4 separate regions of the Homo sapiens genome follow, and regions 1, 2 and 4 are each linked to region 3. A link is a contact called in ENCODE Hi-C or POLR2A ChIA-PET data. All regions are on one chromosome and are shown on one strand. The core of a region is the stretch at or near the end of the contact, and the rest is flanking DNA. Distances in the headings are between cores, read along the strand shown. Region 1 has its middle 42 kb from the start of MIR4803. Region 2 overlaps MAP1B (microtubule associated protein 1B). Region 3 has its middle 64 kb from the start of CARTPT. Region 4 overlaps MAP1B (microtubule associated protein 1B).

Region 1 (2,700 bases), core at 49-2,548, 430 kb before region 3:
TGGTCTCAAACTCCTGACCTCAAGTGATCCACCCGCCTTGGCCTCCCAAAGTGCTGGGATTACAGGTGTGAGCCACCACACTGGGCTTTGCCCCAACCTTGATCACAAAAATAATAGTCATATGGAGACCAGGAAGGTAGAGAAAAAGAGAGTGCTAGGTAAATGGTGGAGATTGCAACTTAAGATAAGGTGGTTAGGGAAGGCCTTCCTGAGAAAATGACATTTGAACAAAAACCCACATGGGTGAGATTGAAAACCGTGGAATCACCTGGAGAAAATGCATGTTGAGCAAAGGAAATAGCATAAAGGCCTTGAGATGAAAGGCTGAATGCCTGAGGAATAGCAAGGAGGCCAGTATGGCTGGAGCAGAATGTGTAAGGTGGAAAGAAGTGGGAAATGAAGTCGGAGAGAAGGGGTAGAGGAGGAATGAATTGTGTAAGCCTTCTTAGCCCATCAGTAAAGACATTGGCTTTTACTCTAAGATGAGAACTTACTCAAGAGCTTTGAGCATGGGTGGCATGATCTGACTTAACATTTTTAGAGGATTACTCTACTGTAGCTGCAACATGGAGAATAAGCTAGGAGGGCAAAGATAGGAAACCGGAAGGTCAATTAGGATGCTCCTGCAATAAACCAGGAGAGAAATGATTGACTTGGACAAGGGTAGTAACCGTGAATGTGAGGAGAAGGTATCAGACTGATATATTTTGAAGGTCAAGCCAGCAGTACTTGCCGGCCAGTTGATTTGCTGATGGGCCAAAATTTTTGGCCTGAACAACAAGAATATGTATTTGCCATTTACTGAGGTAGAAAAGCCTAGGAGAGAAGCAGTTTGCAAATGGAGATCAGGGGTTTGTTTGGGGACATGTTACATTTGGTTTAGGGTATTTTAAAGACTCCTATTGGATATCCACATGGAGATTTTAATGGGCACTGGATATATGAATTTGGAGGTAAGGGATGATGTACAGGCTGCAGATATAACTATAAAAATCATCAGTTTACACATGGCATTTAAATTCCTGAGACTGCATTAAAGCAGCATGCATTTCTGGTTTTAGTGGGGACAATCTGAGCCATGAAATAGAGCTGTGTCTGTTGGTGTACGGCGAGATCTCCCTGTGAATCAAGCAGACCTCAGAAGCCCTGCTCCACCATCTGTGAAAACATTGCCAGTAACCCCTGGAGAAGTATCCAGAAGAACTGCTCATATTAAACGAACTAGGTGTGACCAAAACTGCATATATGGCTCCGGTGAATTTCCAAGGCATACAATACAAGATCAAAGAGGAAATAGTTCTGGAATTATGCAAGGGACCAAGAATTCATGAGTCAGGAGTGTGTTAAAAAAAGCATTGTAGGGATATAGAAAATCATCCAGAATGAGCGGTACAATTAAGAAGAGAGAGAAAATATGATCACAGGACCTCAACAGACCTTTGTTGATTTTCTCAGAAGATAGGAAAAAAGAAACTGAAGGAAAGCTGCCGCCAACTTTTCCCCCTCCATTGTGCCTAGATGGGGGGAGAAGGGGATGTAAACAGCAGGGCAGGGTTCAGGTAGGGTGACTAGCCCTCACTGGTTCCCAGGGACTGAGGGGTTTTCTGGGACACAGGACTTTCAGTGCTGAAATCAGGGCAGTCCTGAGCAAACCAAGATAGTTGGCCACCCTGGCTTCAGGCCAGAAGGAAGGCTTCCTGGAACTGAACAATTTGGCAGTGGAATAGAAAACAACTTATTTACTATTTAATTTGAGTCTGATAGATGAAATTAAAATCTGTAAGTGATGATTTCCCACCCTGAGTGCTCACATGCTTAACCCTTTAATTTCTGGAGGGATTTCAGAATCCCTCTTAGCAAGCAGTGATTTCTGATAGGACCATTCAATGTAGCCCCATGGTTTGGAGGGGAAATGTTAAGATCAAAAGGAGTGGATATGACACACAGAGGGATATCATAATAACTCAGGACAGGCTGCTGGGGTCTTTTGAGGCTAAAGGACCATCTCTGCAGACAGGCAGGGCCCAGTCTTGGAGGTCTCTATTAAGAACCTTATGGGCATGTTTTTTGTGGCCACATGGTGGGAAACTGAAGTGCCAGGGCCTCCCCCATTTACATGCTGCCATTGTGAGCAGTCTGTGCTCCTTAACATATGCTGATCCTGCTCTCTGCTGAGACCCTGTGTGAGCTCTTGTCTCTGCCTGGAATTTACTTTTGGTCCAACCAATGCACACACACACACACACACACACACACACACACACACACACACACTCCAGAGCTCAGCCGAGACATCATTTGCGGTGCTTTTCCTATGGTCACCTAAGCTCGCTCTTGAATTTTAGGAGCCCCCATCACGATGTGGTATCATTGCCTCTGCTGGTCTGTCTTCCCCCAATCAGTTAGGGCAGCAGTTAGGTTATATCTTGTAATATAACCTACTGCCAGGTACAGGGTAAATGTGTAATAATCATTTGAATGACAGGGAGGAAATCCTCCTCTTGTTAGGTATTCTTTGCTACATATATAATCACTTTTTCCCAACAACTGCTAGTTCCTGGGTGTGAGTCAAATCCACAACATATTATGTTAGATAGAGGATATTCTGTAACAGTGAGCAAGGAACTAAGAAAAAGATAGGTACTGAGCACAATTGCTGAATATGACAGGTTCTGGTCTGGTCTATCTTTTCTTTCTTTT
Region 2 (3,033 bases), core at 78-2,577, 370 kb before region 3:
CAACATAGTAAAACCCCATCTCTACTAAAAATACAGAAACTGGCTGCGCGTGTTGGCGGGTGCCTATAATCCCAGCTACTCAGGAGGCTGAGGCAGGAGAATTGCTTGAACCCAGGAGGTGGAGGTTGCAGTGGGCCGAGATTGCGCCACTGCACTCCAGCCTGAGTGACAGAGTGAGACTCTGTCTAATAAAATAAAATAAAATAAAACAACCATGGGATTTTCCAAATGCTTTCTTTATTCTTCAGTTTTTCCTTCACAGACCTGGTGTCAGTCCACATAATGCTCAGGGTAGGAAGGGGAGTGAACGGGGTCCGACCCCAGGTTTTGCAGAACAAGGAATCCCATTTATTTCAAAGAGCTAGAGGCCAATTGCTTCACTGTGTCCCTCTCTCCACTCCTGGAGGAAAAAAACATCTACTTTTTACGTAAAAAAAAACATATCCATAGATAGGATAATTTAGGAACACACCCTGCTAGAATGCTGTTCTGGTGTGCACCTTTAGAAAGAACCACAATCTAAATACAATGTGGGATACCGCATTGGATCATGGCATGGTAAAAGGACATTCAGTGGAAAACCTGGAGAGATCAGGAAAAAATCTGCCATGTAGTTTAACTAACAGGATGTTAATTTCTTAGTTTTGATAAAAAGTAGCACGGTTATGTAAGTTGCTAACAGTAGGGGAAGCAGGGTGAAGGGGAAACAAGAACTCTCTGTACTATCTCTGCAACTGGTCTGTAAATCTAAAGTTATCTAAAAATAAAAATGTGTTTAGAAAAAGGAATCACTGTGAAATGTCAAAAGTGATTAAAAACACAACCCAGTGATGACACAATGATTATTTACTATCTAAAGAACAGGGAGGGAACTGTAAAAAACACAGAGAGAGAGGCTGGCCCCTGGGTGAGCCCAGCTCAGCACTGCCAGTTTGGGACCACACCTATTTCAGTCTCACAGAGACAGTTTTTCTTTAAAACCCTCTAAAAAATTATGAAAACAAATCCACACCCATTGTGGACAATATGGATGCCACAAATGAAGAAGCAGCAAGCAGAGGTGTCTAATCACTTTACCCAGAGACAATCATCCTTGTTCATCTTTGACCATGTTTCCTTCCAGTACTTTTTCCACATAGCCATTTTTTTACATAGTTGAGGGCACAGTGGAAACACAATATTTTGGTCCTGTTTTCTTCACTTTATGTTCTATGATCAATGACTTCCCCACTGCAATGCTTTGGACATGACTTGTTTGTTCTTGCCAAATCTCATGTTGAAATTTGATCCCCAATGTGAGGGTGTCTGAGGTGAGGCCTAGTGGGAGGGGTCTGGGTCATGGGGGCAGATCCCTCATGAATGGCTTGGTGCTGTTCTCATGAAGTGAGTTTGTCCTGGTTCTGGCAAGATGGGATTAGTTCCCAGGAGAGTGGGTTGTTATAAAGCAAGATTCTTCCTTCTGTTTGGTCCCTCTTCAAATATGCCCACTTTCACTTTGACCTTTGCCTCCATGTCTTGATGAAACACAAAAGCCCCCACCAGAAGCCAAGCAGATGCCAACGCCAGGCTTCTTGTACAGCCTGCAGATCCATGAGCCAAACCCCCTCTTTTTTTACATAAACAATCCAGCCTCAGGTATTCCTTTATAGCAACACAAAATGGACCAAGACACCCCCATTTATCCAAAGCTTTGTAAACATGGCACTCAACAGCTGCCCGCTAACTCTGCTGTGCATCACCTCCACAGCTGACCTACCCAGACACCAACTGCTGCACTATTAGGATGCAAGAAAATTATGGCTGCTTCATAAAAAAGAGTGAGATCATGTCCTTTGCAGGGACATGGATGGAGCTGGAGGCCATTATCCTTAGCAAACTAATGCAGGAACAGAACACCAAATACTGTATGTTCTCACTTACAAGTGGGAGCTAAATGATGAAAATACATGGACACATCGAGGGGAACAACACGCACTGGGGCCTATCGGAGGGTGGAGGGTGGGAGGAGGCAGAGGATCAGGAAAAATAACTAATGGGTACTAGGCTTAACACCTGGGTGATGAAATAATCTGTACAACAAACCCCCATGACACACATTTACCTATGTAACAAACCTGCATTTGTACCCTGAACTTAAAATAAAAGTTAAAAAAGAAAGTTATGGGTGCTTAAGGAAAAAATCTGTCCTATATGCAGCCCTCTCTGGGCTTAAGTTATCCCTCACTGGCAAATTAGGCAGAACAGGTAGTTCCAGAATGTTTGGGGTCATTTCGGCTTGCAGCCAGTCGGTGATGCTTAAAATATTAATACATGCCAGTTACCACCAGAGAAAAATTTAAAACATGAGAGACAAGAATGCAAATTAGGTTTTCTGAGTAATAACGGTATAAAATATTAAATGGATTCTGAGTCAGTAATTCATATCTAATAAAGTAAAAATAGCAGATATCAAGACCTAGGAAACTATGGTGCTGTTTTAAATGGGCCATTCTGTTTATATTGCACACCAAGTCAACATATTTATTTTTGTAAAAGCTAAATGGGACTTAATATCAGCCCAATTTCAAAAAATGGGTAAAAACCTAGGTATGTAAAAGATGCGGAAATGGCCTAGGCCTAGCTCTTATTCTGGAAAATGAGATCCCACATGATATACCCACTCAGACACATACACACAGCCAAATCCTAAAATAAACTTAATCCTGCTAAGGATTTTCCTCCCAGTGGCGCACTCAAGTGGCTACATCAATATTCAGGAAGAAAAACCAAATATGCATAGAGAAGCCAGCTTTGAGGAATACACTTAAATTCTTATTTCTATTTCATTTGTCCCACTTCCTCCCTCCTGGATATAGGGTGTATCTGGAAGTAGAAAATGAAGAGAAGTTCTTCCCTTTTGCCCTCACCTCCTGCCCTCATCCCCGTCCCATTTTCTCTTCCAACCCATCAGCCCACTATCTCTATGGTTCTGAATAAAAGCACAGAGGGGTGACAGAAGAGGATAGCAGTATCCCCACTGAGCAAACAGACTCT
Region 3 (2,728 bases), core at 119-2,618:
TCAATAAATGTTTATTAAGCACCTCCTTTGTTTCTGGCATGTTCTAGGTTCCAGGAATACAGCAATGAACCAGACTGTCCAATCCCCTCCTCATGGAGTTTACATTCCAATGAGAGAAAAACAGACGATACCCAGGCAAACAAGATACTTAGAGATCATTACAAGTGCGATAAAGGAATAAAACAGAGTGAGGAGTCAGGAGGCCTTGAGGCAGAGGGAGCCTCCTTACATCATGGGGTGAGAAAGGGCTGTCTGCGCTGAGCCCTGAGGAAAAAGAGCCAGCCAGTGAGGAGTTAAGGGAAGAGAGCTCAGGTGCAAAGAGCCTGAGGCAGAAATGGGCTTGGCAAGTTCTGGAAGGAGAAAGATGCCTGGAGGGTGACCAAGCAGGATAGGAGAGGGGAACAGAGCTCAGAGCTTGCAGGCCTGGGGAAGTTTGGATTCTGCACACGGTGTTGAGAGAAGCCACAGGACATGACACAGCGCTCACATGACACAGTGAACACTAAACGACTACCACATCTCTATACCTGGGTGCCTCTCTGCACACCAAGCTACCTGGAACCACTGAGCACTGCCTCCGGGGTGCCCCGTTACCCCCAAAATTGCTGTTCTAGTAGGGTGCCGGGGACAACCTTGTGGGCCTGGAGTCAGATGGTCTGAGTTTCAATCTCTACTCTTCTGATCACACGTTGAATGACTTTAGGCAAATTATTGAACCTAAGCTTCAGTTTTCTAGCCTGAAAAAAGTACATCATAAAGGACATATCCCAGATTACTGTAAGGGTTAAATGAGCGGATAGGTACCACATGCTCAGTCGTTCTTATGTTGTGGTGGTGATGTTTATTAATCGTGCTAGGAGTTCAGCCCTGAAGTGTAAACACTTCCTAGCAGAACGTGCTGTAATTTCTGGCATCAGCTATACCGTTTTCTGGGCTAAGAGCAACAGATCAGTGAAAAGGGTCTGAAAAGAAGAAAAAAAAAAACGGTATGATACAACACGTCTACTATTTCCCAAATAACATGACCTCTACTTTCTATTTTTTATGCAACACGCTGGAAAGTTCTAATGCATTCAAAATCCCTCTCCAAGCTCTCTCTGGTTTCTTATTAGCATATGTCCAGAGACAACATCAGTCGTGCGACCCTCTGAGGAGAATCGATGACTGAAAATGTAGCGCGCCATGACCAGAAACTCAATTCCCGGCCAGATGAAAAAAGAAGCCCATTTAACCCAAGGAATGTCAAGGCCAGGGTTTCTGTTCAGATATCCTGAGAAACGAGTTACATGGAAACGCCGAGACGGAGGCCTCCATCCCCACGCCGAGCATGTCTTTTCTTTGGTGCGCCAAGGAACCCATTAAGAACCAAGCCCTGGCGCCATCTCCTGGCAGTCTCGAAAACTGAAAAGCAGACGTTTAACACAAGGGACCCCTCCCTCTCCTTGACAGAAATTAAGTTCGGGGGAAAAAAACTGGTAATTTCATGGGAACTTCTGTGTTTTCAACCTCCTGTTAAATATTTGAATCGAGAAGAGCAGATGGTAGCAGTCTCAGCCATTTACAGTCCCCACAAGGGACTGTCCCTGCTATACCGCCACTTCCTTTGTTTCTGTAAGAGCTTGTCACTCAACAGAGGTACCAGAGATCAGAGCCAGCACATTTATCTGCAGTAGCTGGTGCTTGGCCCCACTCCCACAAGTGCACCCAGCATTACCTGAGGATAGTCCTCTGCCCAAATTAACATCTTCAAATACATCTACTTTCTCAAAATACTTTACACAAAGAAAGCATGCATGAAATCTGCCTTCAAAGAGGTGGGCTCCAAACTCACTGCAAAGCTGCAAGCCCAAGTTCACCTCAGTACCCAGAATCTCATGATAAGGATCAGTTTGGGGTCTTGCTCTCCCTAGGGAAAGACCAGGTGGCACCTTTGCCTTCACAGCCACTTTCACTTTCCAAGGCTTTGCCTGGCCCGGGGAGTTTCCGCAGTTAGCGTTCAGCTTCATACTCACCATAAAGCCAGGTAACTTGGCATCATTAGACACAGAGCCTGAAATGACTAGAAAAAATAAATCTGCAGGGTTGCTGACCAAGGAGTGAACCAAAATCCCCAGGAATTTGGTCTTATTCCTCTGGAAGGACAAGCAGGGTGGTTTTGAAAACAGGGAAGCCATTGGCTGGGCTGGTTCCTCCCTGCTTTACTCAGGGATATATATTTACTTATTTAAAATGCATTGAGCCCTTTCTGCTTGGCAGATAATGTAAAAAGCACTTTACCAGCAGTTCTTTATTTAATCTCAACAACAACCCATACAACTGGTATCATTTTTATTTCCATTTAACAGATAGAAAACAGAGAGAACTTTACATAACTTGCCCAAGATCTTAGAGCAAATAAATGGTAGAGAAAGGATTCAAGTTTATGCATCCTGATTCTTCTTAACCACATAAGAAAGTATCTCTCAGAGACCCAGGACTTGGGATTTTCATTGGCACTTCTGAAAACACAGCCACTCCTCATGTTTGTAGGATGAATGAAATGGGATAATTTTCCCTAAAGAAAAAAGGTGCCCTCCATAGCCCTTCGAATGTGTGTGTGTGGTGGGGGAGGAGGAGATGCAGTAGCATCTGGCCCCGAATTTTAGTCCTTCTTGAACAGCATATACCCCATGTAAATTCTTTCCCCTGAGTCTTCACACGCTTGATCCAGTTACTGAACCGTAGTCCT
Region 4 (2,993 bases), core at 430-2,929, 400 kb before region 3:
AGTACACATGAGACAGACAAGCCACCACCTCAGAAAGACAGTTTTAAACAGATGTGGGGACTCTTCTTATCAGAACATCCCTCAGTCCCTCCATGTAGAAATCTGCTATCGGCCACAGGCAGGCCCCAACCTGCTATGGGGATGGGTCTGAATTGTTTCTGTAATTGCTATAAACATGTAAGCTAGATAAACAAGGTGCATTACTTTGGAAAGTTTCCCAGCCAGGATAAATTCCCAAGCAGAAATAAGCATATCAAAATCTTTGATCTCATTTTACAAAATACGACTAACTTCACACAGTTTTCAACACTTTATATGTGTCATCTTTGAATAAGATACGCATTAGAAATATGAATGATCCAGCTTCAGTCCAGCTACTTTAGCCATCTTTTTCTTGGGTCACAGACGTGCCCCATTTTCCTACGTGGCTCCTTTTGTAAAGCCCTCTCTCTTTTGTGGGCTGTTCAAACAGCCCAAGTTCAAACACTGGGGCCAGGCATTAAAGTAAAAGAAATCTGAAATAATTAGGCCTGGAAAACGAGGTGCCAAAAGCCCCAGATATCTTTGGAGTATTATTTCAGAAAACAGGAAACGCAGGTTTTCTTTTGGGCTCTGACATTTCAAGTTTCTCCATCATTTTTACCATCTGTAAAGTGTTGACTGTTCCAACCCCTCCCATCTATATCTCAGGCACATTAAGAATGATTCCAATTAATTGTAAATGAGTGCTCTAAATTCTTTTGGCAATGAGCCATAGAAATAAAGTATTTTGGATCATGCAGTTTTGCTTATTTCAGGAGAGCTGTGAGGTTCCCTCCCTTCTTCTTTTGTCTCCCCCAGTGCTCTCAAAGAGGAACCTAAGGCAACCAAGCCACTAGAAGCACAGATATTCTCAGACACGAACCTACCTCTTGATCGGTGAAAATCTCTATGAAGTTCTGGAAGGAGAAAGAGCCGGACTGGAGAATGAGCTCTCCGGTATTTTCAAAGCACTGCCCGGTCAGCACGAGCAGCTTGTGTCGGGCAGCATCAGTGATCATTAAGCGCACCTGAAATAAAGCACAGAACGTAGGCCCTGAGCCATGGGCAGTGCTGCCATCCCACCTTCAGGACAGGGCTAGCCTTCGGAGCCATGGGAGTTTATTACCAGCAAAAAGCATTCATTCCCCAAAGGTCTAATTTCTCCTGGAGGCCAGAAGAGCACGGGAGGGTTGAATGGATCCCTGGCTGTAGGATCATCCACAAAGCCAATAAGTGTAGTTATCAGTTTGCCCAAGAATGCCATTTTCAAAGTTTCTCTACAATCACGACAGTAGCGATAGTTGACTTTCTCCCCCTAGTTTCCTCCTCTTTTTCAAAGCAGTCTTCACAGCTGGTAATCATTTGTTCCACAGCTGTTAGAAATGTCTGCTAGCAGCACGTGGTCTGCGAAACCAGGGAAGACGGAACTATCTCACAGGCTGAATCACCATGTACAGTCCAGGTTCCCCAGTGGCCTCCTCAGTAAGCACGGTGTTCCAAACTAGGGTCCCAAACCAACCCCTCCCATATGCCCTTCCAAGGCGTGCAGCAAGCACACACACAGCTCCACGGCAGTCTCCAGTGGCATCAGTAAGGTGCTTGACATTGAATATAAAGAAAAGGCTGCCCCTAAATAGCAATCTTTGAGATAATTGCACATGGTTTGCGCTAAGGAACTCTCTGTGCACTTTTCAGTGGCAGGAAGCCAGCTGTCCTTCAGCAAACACCACTCTAAGCACCAAGGTATCCATTCTGAGCCCAGTTCATGAATGTTCAGCACATCCTACTTGCCAGGCATCATGTTAGGCACTGAGGGGAGGATACAAAAGTAAACAGACCATGACCCCTTACCCAAGAACCCCACAGTGTAATCATGCAAAAAACACATGTACCTAAGTAATTGTTTCAGCCCCATCTGCTCCACAGGCAAGCCTGGATTCCTTTTATAAAATTCCATATTTTTCCTTTCTCACAACTCTTCCGGGCAGTTTGCCTGGACATATATTAATTTTCCAGCTTTTTTTTTTTTTTTTCTCCTTTTGAGACAGGGTCTCACTCTGTTGCTCAGGCTGGAGTGCAGTGTGCAGTGGCGCCATCTCGGCTCACTGCAACCTCTGCCTCCTGGGTTCAAACAATCCTCCATCTCAGCCTCCTGAGTAGCTGGGACCACAGGCATGCAACACCATGCCCGGCTAATTTTTTGTATTTTTGGTAGAGACAGGGTTTTACCATGTTGCCCAGGCTGTAATTCTCCAGCTTTTTTCAAGCTGTAATTACTTCCCGATTCTGTTAGTAACAGAGATTGCTATCCCATCACTTTCCTCAGCTTCACACCTTCATGGATTGTCAGAGGTCCTGCTGATCTAAAGCAGGCAGAAGTCAGTCATGACAGGTGACATCACAACAGCCAAAAAGTGGAAGCAACTCAAGTGTCCGTCAACTGAGGAATGGATACACAGATGTGGGCTATCCATACACTGGCACTGTTCAGCCTGGAAACGAATGCAGTACTGACACATGCTACGACATGGATGAACCTTGAAACTGTTAGGCTAAAATAAGCCAGACACGCAAGGCCACATAGTATATCATTATATTTATATGAAATGTCCAGAATTGGCAAATCAGGACAGGCAGGTTCGCAGTTGTCGGCATCGGGGAAGAATGGAGACCGACTGCTGATGAGCTCAGGGCTTTTGGGGCGTGATAGACGTATTCTAGAATTAGATAAGGGTGATGGTTGCAAAACTTTGTAAATACACTAAAAACCACCAAATTACACACTTTAAAGGGATGAATTTTATGGTCCTTGAATTATATCTCCATTTACAAAAACAGGATACAGTCACAGAGATGCTCAAAGTGTGGGTAGAAGGGACGCTGCAAACAATGAAGGTTCCCAGGGACTTTGGCTGCTTTCATGTCCGAGAAGCAACTCTATCTCAAAAGCGCTCAACTATAATAAAGGAAGT

Evidence for each region. Hi-C counts contacts between places; a loop is a spot of excess contacts on that map. ChIA-PET counts read pairs that join two places held with the same protein, here RNA polymerase II (POLR2A). Pooled maps may share reads with other maps.
Region 1: a loop to region 3 is called in a map of prostate gland, with 4 times the contacts of the local background. The contact joins two enhancer-like sites. A Hi-C loop is called at or near these places in 2 of 168 maps with a recorded cell type or tissue (ascending aorta and prostate gland) and 4 of 50 pooled maps.
Region 2: a pooled map shows a loop between it and region 3 (2.7-fold over the local background). The contact joins two enhancer-like sites. A Hi-C loop is called at or near these places in 1 of 37 single-sample maps with no recorded cell type and 1 of 50 pooled maps. POLR2A ChIA-PET finds 5 or more read pairs at or near these places in 2 of 52 experiments (Panc1 and SK-N-SH).
Region 4: a loop to region 3 is called in a map of posterior cingulate gyrus, with 2.8 times the contacts of the local background. The contact joins two enhancer-like sites. A Hi-C loop is called at or near these places in 2 of 168 maps with a recorded cell type or tissue (dorsolateral prefrontal cortex and posterior cingulate gyrus), 2 of 37 single-sample maps with no recorded cell type and 9 of 50 pooled maps.

What each region holds. Positions count from the first base shown.
Region 1 is chr5:72,210,025-72,212,724 of GRCh38, reverse strand. No RefSeq gene overlaps it. Among named protein-coding and RNA genes, the nearest start is that of MIR4803, 42 kb to the right of the region's middle. Within about 2 kb of position 1,298, at least 15 of the 41 ENCODE cell types and tissues checked have a DNase peak (open chromatin) inside an H3K27ac peak, as active enhancers do; they include ascending aorta and prostate gland, where a contact is called at or near this core.
Region 2 is chr5:72,149,620-72,152,652 of GRCh38, reverse strand. All of the region lies in intron 2 of MAP1B (microtubule associated protein 1B), which reads right to left. Among named protein-coding and RNA genes, the nearest start is that of MIR4803, 18 kb to the left of the region's middle. Within about 2 kb of position 1,327, at least 4 of the 41 ENCODE cell types and tissues checked have a DNase peak (open chromatin) inside an H3K27ac peak, as active enhancers do.
Region 3 is chr5:71,781,756-71,784,483 of GRCh38, reverse strand. No RefSeq gene overlaps it. Among named protein-coding and RNA genes, the nearest start is that of CARTPT, 64 kb to the right of the region's middle. Within about 2 kb of position 1,368, at least 10 of the 41 ENCODE cell types and tissues checked have a DNase peak (open chromatin) inside an H3K27ac peak, as active enhancers do; they include ascending aorta and prostate gland, where a contact is called at or near this core.
Region 4 is chr5:72,184,670-72,187,662 of GRCh38, reverse strand. It overlaps MAP1B (microtubule associated protein 1B), which reads right to left. Exons shown (of 7, transcript NM_005909.5): 4 at 909-1,049. Among named protein-coding and RNA genes, the nearest start is that of MIR4803, 17 kb to the right of the region's middle. Within about 2 kb of position 1,679, at least 3 of the 41 ENCODE cell types and tissues checked have a DNase peak (open chromatin) inside an H3K27ac peak, as active enhancers do.